Linked DNA regions of Mus musculus: region 2 is linked to region 1. A link is a loop called in an ENCODE intact Hi-C map of the cell type or tissue named here. Cell type or tissue: heart. All regions are shown on one strand.

The links. A loop is a pair of places that touch in the nucleus more often than their neighbours do. Peaks named below come from ENCODE experiments on the same cell type or tissue, not always from the same donor. Only the 100,000 strongest peaks of a DNase experiment are listed, where the experiment ranks them.
Region 2: a loop joins it to region 1, with 9 times the contacts of the local background. A loop is called at or near these places in 14 of 42 quality-filtered maps.

Annotation. Positions count from the first base shown.
Region 1 is chr7:103,306,212-103,308,711 of GRCm38, reverse strand. No RefSeq gene overlaps it. Among named protein-coding and RNA genes, the nearest start is that of Olfr596, 2.3 kb to the left of the region's middle. In heart, no CTCF peak of the experiment used is centred here; no DNase peak of the experiment used is centred here.
Region 2 is chr7:103,386,022-103,388,521 of GRCm38, reverse strand. No RefSeq gene overlaps it. Among named protein-coding and RNA genes, the nearest start is that of Olfr603, 3.3 kb to the right of the region's middle. In heart, no CTCF peak of the experiment used is centred here; no DNase peak of the experiment used is centred here.

The sequences.
Region 1 (2,500 bases):
AGAAATTAATTTACTAATTCAATAAACATAGAAACTTGTTAGGTAATTGGGTAATTTTATCATGCTTAAATAGTAAAACCTCAAATCTAACTTTACAATCCTTCCAAATACATATTAATATTTTTAAGTTAAAATAGTCTCTAAAAACAACAAAAATAAACAAATCTTTTAAAATACTAATATTTTTAGATTCAACACAGGAAAATAAATTTTACCATCCACTAGAAGCTATTATTTTTTTAAGACAGAAGAGGCAATAACTATCAAATTAATCTATCTTATCTTGCCAGATTTGTAAGTTTTCTAGTGAAAATGTGAACAGAGAGAAATATGCACAATCCCCACTTCCACTGCTGAATTTAAAAAGAATTTTTGTTTAGAGTATACAAATATGTCTTCAAATACGTTTAAAGGTAATGGGGAGAAATAAGAAGGCTTAAACTGACATTTTACAAAGAAAATATACAAATTATTGAAATTATCCAAATCACCAGGTATCTGTATTTGAACAATAAGCACATAATGACAAAGTGCCTGGAATTGAAAACCACGGCAGAAAGAATTCTAACGCTGGAACAGTGGGCTCTCCATTAGACTCAGGAAGATGGAAGGAAGAATGTAGATGCTGGGATTATGGCACATTGTAAGTTTAGTCATGTTTTATATCCACTATTTTACAAAGAAATTAAACTCGAAAATCGTTGCCCAAGACAGAATGGACACATACATCTAAAGAATAAGACAAAAATAGTCATGCCAGCTTTGTTCATGACTTTTCTAGTGTGGAAATAACTCAAAACACCTGCCAATAAGGGAATAGTTTATATAAAGAGAACCTATTTGGCAATTAGTATGGATTAATTATTAATGCAAATAGATAAACAAATATTAAGTCATTATACTTAGTTAACATACCTTTAATTAAAAAATATTTACTTAACACACCATATATTGTCCAACACGTATGAATTGTTTACAAAGGAAAATGAAACTGTGTTGTATCAGGTGAGCTGTCAAGGGTTAAGAGGAGTCAAGAGTAGACTTGAAATTGACACAGGTGCTAGATTTAAATTAATGACAAAATATTGCTTTACAGTGGCATAAAATATGTAGGTATAACTGCCTGTCAAGATGTATGAACATGTGTGCATGTATACATGTGTAAATTTCATCATAAATAAGTCAAATTCAAGTCAGGACAAAGTGTAGGAGGTTGATTTTTTTTTCAGACACTTCTACTCTTTGTTTTTATGAGTTCATCTGTTTACTCCAGCTAGAAAGTAGATTATACTGTGGTTATCTTTCTGTTCCTTAGCATAATGCTCCATAAAACCATCCATATTGTTGAGAACAATATTCCTTCATTTTAAGGGTATCTATCTATCTATCTATCTATCAATCATTGTTAAAACCCAAGATAATATCATTGTATATTTAAAATTCTCCATTGAAAATTGGTATGAAGTATAGATCGCATCACAGTAAGTATAAACGCCAACCTTTTATAACATGCAATTTACAATTTGCTTTAACTAAGACTTATACTTCACAGTGAACTTTAGAGATAGTATATTTACTTGAATATGAATTATTTTCACTCAAGTAATAAAAAAAATATACTAAAATTAGGTTGCCAATTTTCATGGTCATATTATAAAAATATAAAATAAATATCCTAAAAGATTAAAGGTTATACAATCATGTTTTTTGTTTTGAATTTGCCTTTTATTTACGATATAAGTCTTATTTGTACTGGGTGTTATATTCTTTGTATTTGTTATTCTGCTCTCAATAAGGGACTATTTCCCTTTCAACCTATTCATCATAAGGACTCTGATTCTAGGAATACTATTTTATATATGAGATCACACAACAGTCTACATCTCAATTCTAAAACACATACTTGTAATATATTAATTATTTTACATTTTAACATCCAGGGGTTAAGATACAAAATGCCTCCACAGTACTTGGAGTTCATTACCCTTTGACTGATGTTGTCTCTACAAATTAAAGCAACATCACCCCATACTCCTCCTTCATCACACACCTTTCTCAACAGTGCTATAAGCATGCACTTACTTGAAGCTCTCATTCTTTCAGATATCCTCTTACTAGATCCTTCTGAGCCATTCTGATGACCATCATTAACATGATTGCATACAGGAGGCTGAGTAAAATGCCTTAATCCCAAGGCTTTGTTCACACTAAGAGGAAATACATTTTCATTATTGTTATCCATGGGAGTAGCCCCAGTTCTAAAATCTTATTTGCAAGAAAAATGCATCACGCCAATCATATAGACAAAAATTCACTGTGTGAGCTGAGTTCACACCATTACATATAGGTTGGAATCAAAGTTGGCCAGTTAGATTAGGAGCCAGCACTTTAAATCATCATTCAAAGCACAAATTGCCTAATTAATCAGGTGACAAATGGAATAATCATTTAAGAATCTTTTATGGGCAATTATTTAGTGGGAAAAAAAAACCTTTCCAGG
Region 2 (2,500 bases), 80 kb before region 1:
CACAATACCACAAAAACAGTCTTTATGCCACATTCTGAAATTCTTCTCCTTTGAAATCTCTTGGGCCTGATCAACAAAGTTCAAATTACTACCAGCAACAAAGTCTTCCATATTCCTACTAGGATGACCCATTAAGCTTCATTAAAAGCATTCTACTGAGTTCCAAATCCAAAGTCACAAAACCCTCGTTCTTTCAAATACAAGCATGGTCAGGCCTATCACAGCAATACTCTACTCCCAGTACCAACTTCTCTCTTAGTTAGGATTTCACTGCTGTGAACAGACACCATGACCAAGGCAAGTCTTATAAAGGACAACATTTAATTGGGGCTGGTTTACAGGTTCAGAGGTTCAGTCCATTATCATCAAGGTGGGAGCATCGCAGCATCCAGGCAGGCAAGGCACAGTCAGAGCTGAGAGTTCTACATCTTCATCCAAAGGCTGCTAGTGGAACACTGACTTCCAGGCAACTAGGGTGAGGATTTTATGCCCACACCCACAGTGACACACCCATTCCAACCAGGTCACACATATTCCAACAGGCCCACACCTCCAGATGGTGTCACTCCCTGGTCTAAGGGTATACAAACCATCACAGAAGAATTTATTTTCAATTAAAAATAAGAAAATATTTTAAAATACTTTAGAAATAAAAGAAAAACTTTAGATTTTGAAATGAGTTGGTTTCAGGTAAATTTCAATCATCTCTCTGATATGACTGATATGTAACAATACAGTATAAAATATATGTACTGTGATATGTACCAATATGGTATAAAATAAGCAATCAGGTATTAAGAAAATTGTATGAATGAGCATGGCATTATAGAATTCAAAATGAAATTATAAGAAGCACTGTACATTGCTTTGATGTCAGAAAAATGCATAAAATGACAATGAAATATTTGAAAATATGGTTCCAATTATAAGACTATGATTAAAATAATTACAGAAATTAAGAGCCATAAAAGCTATAAATAAAAGTTGGCTCTATAAAAAATGATGATCCTTTGAAGCAAAACTCAGGAAAGACTCCAGAGTCCTAAGAGGGGTTTTGAAACTGTAGAATTCTAATGGCATGATAGAACTCTCCCATACACTCAGCCCCTGAACAGACTGAGCGAACCTGGTTTCTCAGGGGACTTGCCTTATCTTCATAAAGTCTATACCTGGAGAAGCTTGTAAACTCAAATCCTGGGCTTCCGGGCACTGTGGGAAGAGGCAGCACTTTGTCCTTCTTGATCAGGGAGCGCAGGTCTTGAGCCTGTGTTGTGGCTCCCACTAAAATGTCTTACAGCACATGAGTTGGTCCCTGAAAGTGGATGCAGAGGACTTACTGGAGGGTATATCAGGTGATCCTAGTTACAGGTGCAGCACAGGTAAAAGTGTTATCTCACTTTCTTCCAGCTTTCATTATGGAAAAGAAGGCTGTACACAAGACAGATAGATTGCTCTCTGACAAGAGCCTTGGTAAGTGCCTGGTGTCCGGAGCTTCAATAAATGTTGAGTCTTAGTGATCTCTTGGATATACTTGGGATAGTTTTAATGGAAAACCTCCTAAATGTGACCCTGTAGTATGGGATCTAATATATGTGTTATTATATGTTAATGGGACAGATTCTGAAAGGTGGTTAGTAAATTTAATTTTGAGCATAGTTTGTGTGATAAAGTGCCAATTTGAGCCAGTCTTATATTGTTCAAATAGAGTCAAGACTTTCATACATGTTACTGGTTTCACAATGTAATTTAGAAGATTTATGAATTTATCCTGGAAACTTTTTTTCCCCCTAAATAAATGCCCATAAAAGATTCTTAAATGATTATTCCATTTGTCACCTGATTAATTAGGCAATTTGTGCTTTGAATGATGATTTTAAAGTGCTGGCTCCTAATCTAACTGGCCAACTTTGATTCCAACCTATACGTAATGGTGTGAACTCAGCTCACACAGTGAATTTTTGTCTATATGATTGGCGTGATGCATTTTTCTTGCAAATAAGATTTTAGAACTGGGGCTACTCCCATGGATAACAATAATGAAAATGTATTTCCTCTTAGTGTGAACAAAGCCTTGGAATTAAGGCATTTTACTCAGCCTCCTGTATGCAGTCATGTTGATGATGGTCATAGCCTTTACAGATATAGAAAGGAAGACTTGGGAAATGATTTGTCTAAGGCCAGTAATAAGTGGCAGAGTCAATTTGTAAATGTGTGGTTTTTTTAGACCCAACCAGTGTGTCCATCCACCATAAATAATAGATACTCAATCATCCATGGTGAAGTAAAGAAATTTATGTGGATATAGAGTCCATAAGTGAATAAAGCAGAATGGCTCAGAAAGATCTAGTAAGAGGATATCTGAAAGAATGAGAGCTTCAAGTAAGTGCATGCTTATAGCACTGTTGAGAAAGGTGTGTGATGAAGAAGGAGTATGGGGTGATGTTGCTTTAATTTGTAGATACGACATCAGTCAAAGGGCAATGAACTCCAAGTCCTGTGG